Regions from separate parts of the Homo sapiens genome. Here region 1 is linked to region 2. A link is a loop called in an ENCODE intact Hi-C map of the cell type or tissue named here. Cell type or tissue: GM12878. All regions are shown on one strand. Each heading gives the region's core, and the rest is flanking DNA. Links, peaks and the distances in the headings are about the cores only.

Region 1 (8,340 bases), core at 159-8,158, 58 kb after region 2:
GTTTATCATCCCTACTACTTACCATAAGAATATGCTTTACCACACTTTATTGGCAACTAAGATGCACTCTTGAGCCTTTTAATCTGTTTGCTTTTAATCTGTTACTCTCTAGAAGTAATCCTGAAAAACAGCTGACAGTGATATTTCAAACTCGTTGGTGCTCTTCTTCAAAGAAACATAGAAGCCCTAATAAATAGATTTGTGCCTTGGAAAATAAAGTGTCAGTGACTTCACATAGAACACAGGAATCTTAACTTATACTTCCCCAACTATTCTTTTTTTTTTTTTTTTTTTTTTTTTTTAACAAAGTGGCCCCTGTGGTCTTTCTAAGCTGTTCTTGACTCCCTAACTGATGAAGAGTGCTGGCTTTCCTTTCGAAGCCCAGGTCAGTGGTCTGACAGGGGCAGTGCTGCTGATTTTGGTCCCTCTCCTGAGTGTGCTTTGTATCTGTTATATGAAGTCGTGTTTGGATTTTTGATGTGTTGATACCTCAGAGTTTCTGCTTGATTTTCAGTCATTACCGGTAGCACACTGACAAGTGGGAGAATACAGTTTTCAGTGGCTGCCTGACTCCTATTTTGAATCTTTCTCTTCCCTTCCCAATCTGACTGTAAGTTCTCCCTGTGTAAGGAGAGAGGGTTGTGTTTCAATGCTGGTGTACACCAAGTATGTCTAAACTTAGTAATGGTAAAAACAAACATGCAAAATGACAACATTTCTGGAATCAGGGTGGTGAATAGAAGCCAGTGTACTTCCTCTGAGGCAGAGGCTCGCGGGGGGTGCTGGTTGGTGGGGTTGGTGGGGAGTGATCACATTGCATAAGCTCCATGTGAATCCTTGGGCTGCCTTCTACTGCTTGGTCTTTCTCTTTGTGTCCTCTAATGTATTTTATATTTAATTCACCTTAACAACAAATTGCCTTTAAAATGATGGAAAAGCACAAGTGCTAATGGTGAACAGCTGTCTCCTCCTTCTCTTCATACCAATTTTATTTCTGCTTTGAAGCACTATGGTCTATGCATCCTCTTGACTATGTTGTAGATATAGCCACAAGGTTTGATGATTGTGCTCTTTTCTATAGATAAGAGGACAAGAGAAAATAACTCCAGTCACTCTTTAATAGATAGATTTAAAATTAATCAAGATGAGGGTAAGTTTAAAAAACTATTCCAGGTATTTCATTATCTGAAAACCCAAGGGTCTGCTGCCTTCCACTCTAGGGCCTTGGTTCTCGAGAGAAGGTATTTGTCTATAATTCCTAGCCTGATGGTTTAGCTGCCCACTCTGAGCTGTTCAGCCCCAGATCTTGAGAATCAAGGGGTGGAGAGTGAAAAATGTATGGAGAGGCAGGCACCTTGCTTTCACTTCCACCTCTAAAATGATAGTGCAGTATTCTTCTCACATATGCCTGCCATCGTCCTTCTGTTTGCATCTCTCACATCCCCTCCACTAGCCTCTCCCCTCCTTACAATAAAAAAAAAAGTCCTTGAATTTAGACTGATCCAAGGTCCAGGGTCATCTCACTACCTCCTCCCCTCCCAAGCACCAGTGGTAGAGTGGGCTTTATCCCTTGAACAAGGACAGTGAACCTGTTAAAGAAAGAAGATCCAACAAAATCCAGAAGAATGAACACAACTCAAAAAAGACTGTCAGGAGTATGTTCTCAGCTGAGTGCTGAGTGAGATCACCATTCCCCATGATCTCAGGCAGTAGAAGAGCCTTGAGAATGTGGAAGACAGGCCCAAATTCTGCCTTAAAGGAAATATTACTCCAGAAACACAAGTGTTTTTAAGTGCAGAACTAAAGATCATAAATGTATTTAAGCAAGAGTTCAAACTTAATATGAGACAATAAAATGAGATGAAATGGGAAATATGGAACTAAGGGAATAAAATGAGAACAAAATACTATCAGTCCAAAACTAATGAATAAATATGAAACAGTAAAGAATTTAATGGTGTGACAATTCAGTTGTCAACATAAGAGAAAAGCTTTAGAAAATTGTAGAGAAAACAAAAGGTAAAAACCTTTTCCCTAAATAAAAGAACTTTATTCCAAAAAAAGTTGACCAGAAAACGTATATGAAGATATCATAGAAGAAAAGTTTTCTGAGGTGTAAACCAAATTGCCAGAAAACAAGGGAGTATGCAAAGTTTTGAAGGGAATAGCACCAGTCAAGTGTTAAAATTAAATAGATAACTAAGTATAAACAACGATACAGATAAAATGTAAGTGTTATAAGCTTTGACAAATGAGAGAGGAGGTCATCTATATGTAAAATCAAAACGTGTAGTTCAAAAGTTCCATTTAACATATGTGTTTTTCCAATTCTTAACTCCCAGTAGATTTATAGAAAATAGTTTCTCTTATAAAGAAATATGGATCTTAAGTTTAGCAATTCCTTTATCTTAACTTCAATGTCATTTTCTTTTAAGTACAAGGTTACAGTTTTTGTTGTTGTTGTTTAAATCACATACAGTATTTCTGGGTTGAAATTTTGCATTTTTCTTTGGAGTATAAGACATTATTTAATTTTGAATAACATAACTTTATCTAAAAATAAAAGTTTATCTTAAAATGTTTGTGAAGCAGAGCAAAACAGGCATACCTACCCTGTCCAAGACTCTGGTTGAATAGGTCCTGGATGGGGCCTGACATGGGTAGATTATTTTTAAGTCCATGGTGTTTCAGCTCTGCTAGCTTCTCATCCAAGTGGTTTCTCATCTCTGTTTTTGTATTTATTTTAATAGCCTCCTGGCTTTCACCTTTATGATACCCACATCTAGCTTTTGGAAGTGGATAGAGAGACTACTCAGCCCAGGTTGATGAGCATCATTTTTCACTTTGCCTACTTGCCTGATAGAGTTAATGAGAGTCAAAAAGTGCATCACTGACTTTCTTACATTCATCTTAATAAGGGAAAACCAGTGGGAAAACATCATTTCATGAGTGAGTGGATTGGAGAATAAAAAAATGTTTGTTCAACATTTTGTAAAAGTGAATAATACTGATACTTTTTTCTATTGTTCTTTAGCTCAAATATTTTAGTTATGAGACCCCCTTTTGTTTTTTTTTTTATTATGGTGGGTAAATATATCTTTAATGGAATAGTATGCATTTTTTTCATTAAACTATGATATGAGAGCATATAAACTGATGTCACAATATTACTAGAATATTTCTAATGTAAATTTTATTCTCAATAAGTAGTTATTACAGTGTAGACATTTTGGTCTAATATGAATTTCAAATATGTACGTTGCAACAGCTATTTGAAAATAGTGGAGAATTAAGTAGTTGGCTTTCTACAAATAGAGTAATATACGATTGAATATTTTTTGTTCATATGCCCAACAATCCAACAAATGGAAACCAAAGTAAATCATGGCAAGTAATTATTGCTCAAAAATACAGTAGTTGATAGATTGTGGGCACTGTCACTTAAATACTGATTTATTTCCAACACAACTAGAAATTAAGGTGATTTCATTTCTCTTGCAATAAGTTTTACCTTCTTTCTGCCTATCTCCCTACCTGCCTACCTGCCCTACCTATTGCTAATGACAAAGAAACATAGCCATTGAATATTTTGTTGAGTTAAAGTGGTGATTTTTTTTAAACCAAGGCCCATTACAACCTTATGACTTTTTAATTTTGTTGGTAAGAAACCACAAATAAGTGGATTATTTTAGTTTCATAATTTTCTGTTCATTGATATAATTGCTACATCAGCAATACTTCATGGCTGTCCTGACTATGGTCTGCTCTAGAAATTATATTAGCAGCCCCTTTTCTCCTGAAAATATCAGTTTTGCATACTTAGAAATTTGCTGAAAAGTTTGTTTTAAAAGAACCTTAATGAGATAAGACAGTCAAATACTCAGCATTAAAGGGTTGAATTTTCTTCTTTTTGGCCAGCCTTCTCAGACTGTTGTGTAGACAGAGTCCTCAGGTATTGCTACCAAGCCAATCTAGGTCCATTTGTCTGCACACAATGAAAAGCCAAACACTGAATCACTGGATTTTTATAGAGAGAAAGATTAATGGCAAGGCAGCCATGCAGGAGATGGGCTCAATTCTGTCTTCCCTTACCAGCTTAAAGCAGTATATAAAAGGAGGAGATGCTGGAGGAGGAGTTTTGGGGTTGGTTAATGATTGTTGGAAAGGGAGGGGAGGTTTGGAAAGTCCCTTGAGCAGGCACAGTTGTCTCTTCGTGCTTCCTCATGGGTTGCCTTTGCAAATTCGGAGGGAGTTGGTGTGAAACCTGTGGTGAAAATACTGGCTTTGATATCAGAAAGTCCCTCATCTGGCAAGAAGTCTATTCTGTGCAGATCCCAATCAGCCATACCAGTTCCAACCAGCTTCAACCAGTCAACCAGTTTTGTTACAAGCAGAGGGAGTTCTAACAAGCTGTTTCTTTATCTGCAGTGCTGTAAGACAAGCTCAAAACTTCTTGTTAGTTACCAGTTTCTTTAACCCCATGGAGCACTGTTTAAGTATGATAGTGAAAAGGGGAAAGATAATTCAGTTTTGAAAGATCTAGTTCCAGGATGTTGATTATTCAAGAAAGGAACATAAGCATTCTAGAAATGCACACTTAGGTCTTTGAATGAGTGTTTCAATAGATTTTGATTGGCATCATTGTTCAATTTCCGGAATGCAGAAGTGCAATTTTATTTAAAAAATAGACTTTCCTTAAATACTTTCTTCACTTGTCATAATGTCCTTATGATAGTAATCTTAATTTTCAAAAAATTATAGTTGGTGTATGTACAATGTTACCAATTGTTTGTTGTTGTTGTTGTTTTTTCCAGAAATCTTACAGGCTGGTGTTAAAGGAACTTCGGAATCCCTTAAAGGTGTGAAACGCAAAAAGATCGTAGCTGAGAATCACCTGAAAAAAATACCAAAATCCCCACTGAGAAATCCTCTTCAGGCAAAACATAAACAAAATACAGAAGAGTCATCTTTCGCCGTTCTTCATAGTGCTTCGGAGTCTCACAAGAAACAGAATTATATTCCTGTAAAAAATGGGAAGCAGTTTACCAAACAAAATGGAGAAACACCTGGAATAATTGCTGAAGCCTCAAAATCTGAAGAATCTGTCTCCCCAAAGAAGCCCTTGTTTCTGCAGCAACCATCTGAACTGCGTAGATGGAGATCCGAAGGCGCTGATCCTGCCAAATTCAGTGACCTCGATGAACAATGTGACTCAAGTTCCTTGTCAAGTAAAACCAGGACTGACAATAGCGAATGCATCTCTTCTCATTGTGGCACTACGTCCCCCTCCTATACAAACACTGCATTCGATGTCTTACTGAAAGCAATGGAGCCAGAACTGAGCACCTTGTCACAAAAGGGCTCACCTTGTGCAATTAAGACAGAAAAACTGAGGCCAAATAAAACTGCACGTTCCCCTCCCAAATTAAAAAACAGTTCAATGGATGCCCCAAATCAGACTTCACAGGAATTGGTTGCTGAATCACAGTCTTCTTGTACCTCATACACAGTCCATATGTCTGCTGCTCAGAAGAATGAGCAAGGGGCAATGCAGTCAGCTTCTCATTTGTATCATCAACATGAACACTTTGTTCCCAAATCCAACCAACATAATCAACAGCTTCCGGGGTGTTCAGGTTTCACAGGATCACTGACAAATCTGCAAAATCAAGAGAATGCCAAACTTGAACAGGTTTATAATATAGCAGTGACATCATCTGTAGGCCTAACTTCACCTTCCAGTAGATCTCAGGTTACTCCTCAAAACCAGCAAATGGATTCTGCTTCACCTTTGTCAATAAGTCCGGCTAATTCTACACAGTCGCCCCCCATGCCAATCTATAATTCAACTCATGTTGCCTCTGTTGTTAATCAAAGCGTAGAGCAAATGTGCAATCTTCTTCTGAAAGATCAGAAGCCAAAAAAACAAGGAAAATATATTTGTGAGTATTGCAATAGAGCATGTGCAAAGCCTAGTGTGCTTTTAAAGCATATCCGCTCCCACACTGGAGAGCGACCCTATCCCTGTGTGACTTGTGGATTTTCATTTAAGACTAAAAGTAATCTGTATAAGCACAAGAAATCCCACGCACATACTATCAAACTGGGTCTTGTCTTGCAACCAGATGCTGGTGGCTTGTTCTTGTCCCACGAGTCCCCCAAAGCACTTAGTATTCATTCAGACGTAGAAGACAGTGGGGAGAGCGAGGAGGAAGGCGCCACTGATGAGAGACAGCATGACCTGGGCGCCATGGAGCTGCAGCCTGTGCACATAATAAAGAGGATGTCAAATGCTGAAACTTTACTAAAATCAAGCTTCACTCCAAGCAGTCCAGAAAATGTGATAGGTGACTTTTTGCTACAGGACAGATCTGCAGAATCACAAGCTGTGACAGAGTTACCGAAAGTTGTGGTCCACCATGTCACTGTGTCCCCCTTAAGAACTGACAGTCCAAAGGCCATGGATCCCAAGCCTGAACTTTCTAGTGCACAAAAGCAGAAGGACCTTCAGGTGACAAACGTACAGCCACTTTCAGCCAACATGTCCCAGGGTGGAGTCTCCAGGTTGGAGACTAATGAGAATTCCCACCAGAAAGGCGACATGAATCCACTGGAAGGAAAGCAAGACTCTCACGTAGGAACGGTACACGCCCAGCTACAAAGGCAGCAGGCTACCGATTACTCCCAAGAGCAGCAAGGAAAGCTCCTGAGTCCTCGAAGTTTAGGAAGTACGGATTCTGGTTACTTTTCACGTTCTGAAAGTGCCGATCAAACAGTGAGTCCACCAACTCCCTTTGCCAGAAGGTTACCCAGCACAGAACAAGACTCTGGAAGGAGTAACGGACCCTCTGCAGCTCTTGTCACCACGTCAACACCCTCTGCTTTGCCCACAGGGGAAAAGGCATTGCTTTTACCAGGTCAGATGCGCCCACCTTTGGCCACAAAAACACTTGAGGAGCGGATATCGAAGCTTATCTCAGACAATGAAGCTTTGGTAGATGACAAGCAACTGGATAGTGTGAAGCCGCGGAGAACCTCACTGTCAAGACGAGGAAGCATTGATTCCCCCAAATCATACATATTTAAAGATTCTTTCCAGTTTGATTTAAAACCAGTGGGACGGAGAACAAGTTCAAGCTCTGATATACCGAAGTCACCTTTCACCCCTACTGAAAAATCAAAGCAAGTGTTTCTTCTGTCTGTACCTTCACTTGACTGTTTACCTATCACAAGAAGTAATTCCATGCCGACCACAGGTTATTCAGCAGTACCTGCAAATATAATACCTCCTCCTCATCCACTAAGAGGAAGTCAGTCATTTGATGACAAAATTGGCGCTTTCTATGATGATGTCTTTGTATCGGGACCTAACGCTCCTGTGCCCCAGAGTGGGCATCCCCGTACACTTGTGAGACAAGCAGCCATAGAAGACTCTTCAGCAAATGAAAGTCATGTTCTTGGTACTGGACAGTCCCTGGATGAGAGCCACCAAGGATGCCATGCTGCTGGTGAAGCCATGTCAGTGAGGAGCAAGGCACTGGCACAAGGCCCACATATAGAAAAAAAGAAGTCTCATCAAGGGCGAGGGACAATGTTTGAGTGTGAAACTTGTAGAAACAGGTATAGGAAACTGGAAAATTTTGAAAATCATAAGAAATTTTACTGTTCTGAGTTACATGGACCAAAAACAAAGGTAGCCATGAGAGAACCTGAGCACAGCCCTGTGCCCGGCGGTCTGCAGCCTCAGATTCTACACTACAGAGTCGCTGGGTCCTCCGGCATCTGGGAACAGACGCCCCAGATAAGAAAAAGGAGGAAAATGAAAAGTGTTGGGGATGATGAAGAACTTCAGCAAAATGAAAGTGGAACATCTCCAAAAAGTTCTGAAGGCCTTCAGTTTCAGAATGCTCTGGGCTGTAATCCCAGTTTGCCTAAACATAATGTTACCATAAGAAGTGACCAGCAGCATAAAAATATACAGTTGCAAAACTCCCATATTCACCTTGTTGCCAGGGGCCCTGAGCAGACCATGGATCCCAAGCTGTCGACCATCATGGAACAACAGATAAGTTCAGCAGCCCAGGACAAGATAGAACTGCAGAGACACGGAACTGGAATCTCTGTCATCCAGCACACCAACTCCCTGAGCAGGCCCAACTCATTTGACAAGCCTGAGCCTTTTGAAAGAGCCTCCCCAGTTTCTTTCCAGGAGCTGAATAGAACGGGGAAGTCCGGGTCTCTAAAAGTGATAGGAATCTCCCAAGAGGAAAGTCACCCTTCTCGGGACGGGTCTCATCCTCACCAGCTTGCACTATCAGACGCTCTCAGAGGAGAACTTCA
Region 2 (8,340 bases), core at 228-8,227:
TGGTTGGCAGTCAGTAATCTAGATACTTAGAAAAAATGCATATTTTCCTCCTTACCCCTTTTTTGGTAGTTTTGCATGTGAGTATATGGTATATGGTCTAGAGATGATCTTGATATTAATCTGCAGATTCCGCAATCTCAGAAATAAGAGGAACTTGAAGAGGTTACCTCCATTGTTCTGTTTTCTGTTTATCAAAGACTCTCAGAGATGATGACTGTGTTATAGTCTCATGAAGTAACTCATTCTAAAGCTTCACCATCAGTTGGTATCTCCTAACTTTGATGTTCTGGGGTATTCTAGTTAGTAGGCTCTTCTGATATGCTCAGGATTGGTTAAGAGGCTTCTTTCTTGAATATTTGATATTATAACTCTTTCTAAATAGATTAGAATGATGAATATAAAATTTAATAATTATTTGGACAATGGGAGGGGAGTCAGTAGAATCCTTTCTAATAGTAATACAGTAACTGTAAAATGTGAAGAATAGTGTGCATCATTTTGGGGAAGAACGTTTAGAGTAGCACTCGGCATGTAGTTTGCACTCATTAAAGATTACTTCTTATTGTCTAACAAATACTCAAATATTTTATTCCCCATAGCCTTTTGACTTGCATGAGTAATTGAAAAAAAGAAAACCAATTGTGGCTTTCTTGCTAAACAGATGTTTAGAGTACATAAGTCCCTGAGGCCAGCATGTTGAGTTGTCACATCGCTTTAGTGTGAGAAGGAAGGCATCTAGGTAATCAGATTGATTCTGATTGTTTCAAACCAAAATGCTGCTGTCATGTAAGGGGGCTTTGGTCTGAGAGTGTTTGTCAGTGTCAATATTGCCAGTGATTTGGAAAAAAAAAAAGTGTAAAATTTATATATACTGCATTTATAAAGTGCTTAGTGGTAATTCTGCAAATGTTAGTGTTTTGAAAATAGCATTCATCCAGTCATGTGTTTAGAGAAATAGAAATTGTCAAAAGGAAGTTAAAGGGGTTGATGATGTCATTTACATTTTAGTTCCACTCCCAAGTTGGCTGGCTCTTTTGAAGTTGACTCTTAAAATCCTAGAGTCATTGATCTTATAGCTGAAAGGAACCTGGAGAGCATTGATTCAAAATATGTTTGTTGTTGTTGTTGGAACAAATATTGCGTTAGATATTAGAGATATAAAAATGAATAAAATATGGCTGTTGCCCTTAAAGTCTAGCCTAAAAGATAGACAACCTGAACAAATACTTTACTTTGGGGTAGTAAGTTCTGGAATGGAAGCTTTAGGCAGGGGGTAGATTTTCCATGTTTCCTAGGTGTGGCTCCAGCAGCTTGGGCAAGCAGCCCAGGCGCAAACAGCTCCGTACTGGTGATGGTATTGCTGGAACTAGACTCCTGGTCTCTTGATACAAGTCACGTGGGGCTGACCTAGTAAGCTTTGCAAAAGAAAATTTTACCAAGCATGCATGTATGCATGTAAATATCTATGTAAGTATGTACATATGTATTGATTTAGTACCTTGCTCTGTGTAGTTAACAGCTGCTTTATGTGAGACGCATAGACATAGACATTCATGCTTACTTTTTTTTTTTTCTTTTTTGGAGACAGAGTGTCACTCTGTTTGTTGCCCAGGCTGGAGTGCAGTGACACAATCTTGGCTCACTGCAACCTCCACCTCCCAGGTTCAAGCAATTCTCCTGCCTTAGCCTCCCAAATAGCTGAACATTATATTGTTCACCAGTAGTATCTTGTTCCAGGCTATTTCAATTGGAATTATTATTATTAGACCATCACATGTTTATAACCACTTACAGAATTTGATACCACTGTACCTAGCTAATTTTTGTATTTTTAGAAGAGATGGGGTTTTGCCATGTTGGCCAGGCTGGTCTCCAACTCCTGACCTCAAGTGATCCACCTGCCTCGGCCTCCCAAAGTGCTGGAATTACAGGCGTGAGCCACTGCGCCCAGCCAACATTCATACTTTCTTATCCTACATTTTTTGGGGGGCGGGGTACAGAGGTTGGGTGGGGATTCCCGCTAAACATTTAGAACCAACAGCAATGAATAATTTGAGTAATTTGTAATGTGATTGTGTTATTGTGTTATCTAGAACACTATACTCTAACCCTAAACCTCAAGATAAAGGCTTAGATTCCTTTCACGTTACTGTGTCCATGATCTTGACTGCTTCTTCTGCCACATCCCTCCGGTGGTGCTCCCTGCATTGCCACCTACCTGGGGTTCTCCTCGCCTACTGTGCTGTTTCTAACCATCATGCTTTTCCCTGAATCTCTTGAGTCTTTTTCTGCTGTGGACTGAAACTTGATCCTGAGATTCACCTCTAGTCCCTCTGGGCAGCCTCCTGGAATACTCAGCTGGGATGGGTTGGGGCTGCTTGAGGTACAGCTCCCACTGCCTCTGAGTGGCCCTCCATGAAAATGCCTCATGTCTCTGTGTCCCTAAACTGTAGGGTACGTAGCACATTGGTAGATACTTAGTAAATGTTTTGCTGAAGAATTCAAGTTTTTAAATTGCCCTTTTCATTGGACAACTAAAAAATGTGTATGCATATACATGTATACATATATATGTACTTTTTAATGTTCTAATTCTCTTGTATTGTTTTTCATGTAAACATAACTGTTTTGGATTTCAATTGATTTCGAATACATGTTTTGGAGAATATTAAACCCACCACGTTTATATTGTTCACCAGTAGTATCTTGTTCCAAGCTATTTCAATTGGAATTCTTTTTATTAGACCATCACATGTTTATAACCACTTACAGAATTTGATACTTTGGTGCATCCCATGGATTAAAACATACTTTAAAATCTGACATCTATATATTAAACAGTTATTGTAAGCATGATTTTGTTAATGGGGATTTACATCTGCTTTCCAATCTCTGTAGCCATATGAAGTGTAACTAGCCATTATATTTGCTTCTTTAAATATATATCTGGGAAATAAAACTTCAGACAATTACAGTATAAACTAAACCTGATAACAATTGAATAATGAATGATAATCTGTTCAGTTTTTCCCTCCTGTAGAATTAGATAGTTGATGATTTGGTTTAAAAGTAAAAATATTTTTTAAAACCTTGACTTTTCTAAATAAATGAGAATCTGCAAAAGAAACAATGCATATTAAGTACTGATTGTTTCTTGACTGTCATAATGGATGGCCTCTCTCTCTCTGTCGTTTTTAAGAAAGCCAAATTACAGGATAGTTAATATCTTAAAGGACTCTTATCTCAAATACTAGGATGCTGAGACATAAAGGGGGCTTGCTGAGATACTGTGTCAGTAAATGAAACTCAGCAAATCATAATCATCTTTGGATTCTCAGTCATGTTATGTAAGTGGTCACACAGATGGATTTTTAACTCTGATTTTCCTAAGTTGCTTTCCTGGCCATTAAACGGTTGGGAAGGTACTCTCGGATGCAGAATAAGAAGAATGCATTACTGTGACTTTAAGAAGGAAATTAAGTAGGGAGGGAAAATGGGGATGTTGTGACTGCTGACATTTGTGGCCTCCTTTCATTTGCGTAAGAGATGGACTGGCTTCTCTGTGGCTGCGGTTGCCATGGAGAGGTAGTGGGGGAGGACTTCCAGGAGGCAGCCCATGAGCGAGAGTCTGCCTTAGAGCTGCTCCTAGATGTGACGTGAAGGGGCAGGGAGCTCAGGTGTGCCGCGGCGGCACAGATAATGGGGATGGCCGACCTGTCATGGCTGGTAACGTGACTGTGCACATACCCCTGGGTGTGACGGATGTGTTTGTGCAAGTGCCTGTGGATTCTCTATGTGAAATGAAAGGATTGTAATGTTGTGTGTGTTCCCACCCTTTGATGCGATTTCCTACACTTGATGTGATTTGATGAAAAGAGTTTAAACAATTAAACCAAATGTACACCCTGGTTATAAAAAGAGACTAACTTCAATTGGCACGTTTGCATATAGGTAAATGACATCAATAGCAGGTCAAATAAATTACTGTGGGACTAATACACTCAGAAAAATCTAATATGGTAGGTTAAACTGTAACCAGAAATGACTGTGTTACTAACCTGGTATCATTGTTATACAGATATTACAGAGTGGTGTAGCTGGCTAATAGAAGAAAAACGAAACAATGAAAGTTAGAAGATTTTTTTCTGCATAAAATGTAGAAGAAAATCACTTGCATGTTTTGTAGATAAAATGCTTATATCTGAAGAGATGAATTTTGAGAATTTTGATCATTGTTATAGTATATTTTATTGGAAATACTTTTATATCAAATAGAAAATTGCTAACAAGTTTATAGTATGATCATTTTATGGCTTTTGTTGACATAAGTGGTAAATTGAATATGAAAATTATATTTGTCTTTTGTTTTCTTGTGGATATCATTGTGGATATTGCCTTTGTTTAAAAATAAATGTGATTGGTAATTTTAACTTAAACACCAAGCTACAGTTTAAAAAAAATTTCTAAGTAAAAATCTATTTCTCGTGAGGAAATCCTATGATGTATTAAATTTACCAAATATAAAGAAACTTACTTGACTTCTTAGTTTTCTGATGAAATTTGAATGAGAGCCAAGTATTAATATTGTTTTATAGTAGAGTCAAAAATAGTTTAGGTGAAATAATACATTGTCAGTTTGTTAGTCATTGACTGCTTAATGCATATTACAACTTATTTAAAGAATAACTAGTTGCCTAAGTCAAATCTGTGAAATGAATGCCAAATCTTTTCTTTTTAAAAGTATAGTGTTAGGTAAAATCTAGGTGATGGTGTTACATAGTGCCACTGAACAAATTTGTAGAATGTTCAGATTTACTTAGAATTTACTTAGAAATTATTACATTAAGTTAAAATATTTCAGAAATTACTTAATACATGTTAGAGATTATATATATAAAACTATTCCTTTAATGATAACCTTATTTGGCTTCCTAAACCTTCCATTTCTTTTTTATTTGGAATATTGTATAGTAAGTCTAAATTTCTTTACCTTTTGAGTACGATATTTAAATGTATAAACATTTATGAGTTATTAGATACAGATATTGATGTAATTAAACATTTCATTATTTTTCTTAATTTTTAAATTAATTCTAAGTTACATCTATTCAGCAAGGAAGCCAAAATTGGTTTTCTTTTTTTCAATTGCTCGTGCAAGTCAAAAGGCTATGGGGAATAAAATATTTGAGTATTTGTTAGACAATAAGAAGTAATCTTTAATGAGTGCCAGCTACATGCCGAGTGCTACTCTAAATATTCTTATTCTTGTTTTTTCTGAATCTCATGCAACTTTGTGAGGTAGGTACCATTTTCTCACCCATTACAGATGAGGTAACTGAGGTTTGGCTTATAAGTAACTTGCTCAATGTCATAAAGATAAGAAAGGGATAGACCAGGATTTGAACTGAGAGAAGTTTCTAACACCCACACGTTACTGTCATTTTGCGTATTGAAAGTATAGTGTAGTCTGGCATAGTGGGAAAAGCTTTCTGTTCAGGTGTCCTGGGATGGAATCCCAGCTTTCCTTGTCTTAGCTGAGTGACCGAAGTTACGCCTCTTCATGCCTTAGTTTTCTCACAGGTACTTACTAGAAGAATACATGTGAGTACTTTCATTCTTGTGCTAAATGTGAAGACTCCCCTGTTAGTAGTAGTTATTGCTAACACGTATCATTATTCATGATTTAAAAATATAATATGCTAATCTAAATTATGTTTTACTCTTTTTGGAAATAGTTAATAGAATAAAAGGAGGAATAAAGAGGATATGATTAAAGTAATATTGAATGCTTTTCAGTTATCATTAAAATATTTATTGATTTCTAGCAGAGTTTTTCAACCTCAGCTCCATTTATGATTTGGCCTAGATAATTCTTTGTCTTGGGCACTGTCCTGTGTGTCACGGGATATTTGACAGACTCCCTGGCCTGTACCCACTAGATGCCAATTGCAGTCTTCCTCCCTCAGTTGTAAACCAAGATGTCTCCAGGCATTTCCAAATGCCTTTTGGGGGGCAAAATCACCCCAACCTAAAAACCACTAGTGGAGTTATATGGCATTAAACAAGATTGGGATGAGGACATTGGTGGAAAGTGGGGAGGGAGGAGCTGGCTCATGTTGGCAGGTGTGGCTGCACGTGGAAGGTGGGTTGGAAGGCAGGGAAGGGCAGGAGCAGATGCCATGCAGAGGACTGCAAAGAGGCAGAGGCAGATGTCTTGGGGAGAGAAGGGGCTTGGATCTGGGTGGCTGAAGTGGGCAGCTTGGAGAGGTTTTTGGAGGAAGAATCAGAGGACTTGGGGATTGCCAGAGTATTACACATTTGACAGCACTTAATAAAGAACAGTGAAGGTTTTGAGAGGTGGTCACTGGGCAGTCTGCAAGACTGACTCTCCAACCAAGTGAAACCTCTTGTGTACCAGCTTCACCATGCATGAGATTCACATATGTTTCTTAGTGGTAAAAATCATTGCATGTCCTAGACCTTCCTGAGCACTGCAAACCTTGGGTCTTAAGTTTGGGACTGCCAAGTGACTCCCATATTTAAAACTTCCATGATTTGCCTTGGTTTGAAGATTAGGTGTGATCTTGGAAAATGAGAGACCTCAGATTTTGGCAAGGAACATGCCTTGGTATAATATATAATATTCCCTCTTCCTGGATTCTTGCCAGGTTGCTTGCTCCTACCCAGGTTTCTGGCCTTGACCCTAGAGCTTTCTTCTCTAATGCATCTACTTGTAAACTAAATAATTCATTGGACACCAAATAAATTTTTTTTAATGTATTGTGACTCAGTGTTTTTGAGTCACAATTTTGAAGTTTACGGATTTCTGGAAGCAATGCATCCCTATAGTGGGAACGGCATATGTATCATAAATTTTGTAAATGGTAATGACTAAAGTATTCCAGACTCTTTCTGTGTTACAACAGTCAGGGAAACCAGATGAAGTTTCTTTCTTTCTCAGCAAATAACCTCAGCAGGCTGTTTTGGGAGCTATTTCAATAAGGTCATCACAAGCAGAACTTAATGATCGTTTGTTAACAGCAGTGGGTGACATCACCACGAATTGTAATTGCAACTTAAATGATAGTATTATAAGGTACTTTTTAGTGTTCATTATTTCAGTAGTGGTGATAAAACCTTTTTTTATTCTGCAAAATTATGCTGGTGAAATTGTATGTATCTGCATGTGTCTGTCTGTGATTTCTACCATAGTAAAATGAAACTTCAGTTTTGAGCCAGAACTGAGAACTCTTGGTTCTTAGGTCTAGCCCAAGAGAAGACAAAAGGGAAGAGAAGGGAGAGGCTACCTTTCCTGACAGCTTCATGGAGTTTTCATTTTTTGTGTGTCCCCTCCCCACGCCGTACACACACATATTCCCATTACACTTCTGTTGATCAGTTAGATCAGTTAGTGGCTGCTCTGTTTTTCCCTGCAAAAGGAATTTTTCAATTTGATTTTCCATCCCGATTTCCCAGTGGGCCTTCATGAAGCAGTCAAGACATTTTCAGTATGTTCTTTCCCTCCAACAGATGTGAATCCAGCCATATTGAGCATATGCTGTGTTTCTAGGGCTGTACACATACTGTGGGGTTGGCTCTTCTATCTTCAGGTTGCTAAAACATCTCAGATGGAAAAGAGATTCACACATAATAGATAATTTAAGGCCCAAAAAAGACCTAAATCATGGTGGACAAATTGGATGCAACTAAATGCCAAATTGTATGAACTAGGTAAAGGTCTGTGCAATGTATAGGGAGGCAAGAAACTGTTACTTTCCTGGAATCATTAGTAGGTGTTTCTGAGAGTTGGAGTTAAAGCATGTCATGAAAAACTGGTGAGTTGTGGATAAATGTTGGGACCTGGGATAGGAGAATAACTATGATAGATTCTGATCATGGCGTTTGATATTAGAGGGTGATGCAGACATGAAACAAGCAAGGTCACACACATACATTTAACACAAGAAGAGGTGGGGTGCTGTTGGTGCACACTGGAGTGCTCCCAGTTAGTGTCAGGAGAGAGCTTCAAGAGCATGTGACATTGATGCTCACACATGAAAGATGAGAAGTTGCCAGGTCAGGCAGGACGCCCTTTTGATACACACATAGAATACAGGGATGTGGCATAGAGTATCACTGTACCAGCAACTTCCCGTTCTGGAGGCAAATCTGCCTGGGTTCAAGCTGGTTCTTCCCCTGACGGGCTCTGTGAATTCGCTTCTGTGTGCCACTGTTTGCTCCTCTGGAAAATGGAGGTGAAGGGTGGTCTCCTCCCAGGTAGGTTTTGTGTGTGTGTGTGTGTGTGTGCGTGTGTGTGTGTGTGTGTGTGCATTGAATGGT

Evidence for each region. A loop is a pair of places that touch in the nucleus more often than their neighbours do. Peaks named below come from ENCODE experiments on the same cell type or tissue, not always from the same donor. Only the 100,000 strongest peaks of a DNase experiment are listed, where the experiment ranks them.
Region 1: it touches region 2 in a loop (2.6-fold over the local background); 3 of 110 quality-filtered maps call a loop at or near these places.

Annotation. Positions count from the first base shown.
Region 1 is chr6:12,115,076-12,123,415 of GRCh38, forward strand. HIVEP1 (HIVEP zinc finger 1) reads left to right here. Exons shown (of 9, transcript NM_002114.4): 4 at 4,815-8,340. Among named protein-coding and RNA genes, the nearest start is that of HIVEP1, 110 kb to the left of the region's middle. RefSeq lists enhancers at 4,014-4,063, 4,081-4,375, 4,094-4,203, 4,214-4,323. In GM12878, for the core only: no CTCF peak of the experiment used is centred there; DNase peaks (open chromatin) are centred at 676, 1,412 and 4,276; H3K4me3 peaks cover 1,387 bases; H3K27ac peaks cover 4,895 bases.
Region 2 is chr6:12,057,385-12,065,724 of GRCh38, forward strand. All of the region lies in intron 2 of HIVEP1 (HIVEP zinc finger 1), which reads left to right. Among named protein-coding and RNA genes, the nearest start is that of HIVEP1, 49 kb to the left of the region's middle. In GM12878, for the core only: no CTCF peak of the experiment used is centred there; a DNase peak (open chromatin) is centred at 3,587; H3K4me3 peaks cover 3,101 bases; H3K27ac peaks cover 5,053 bases.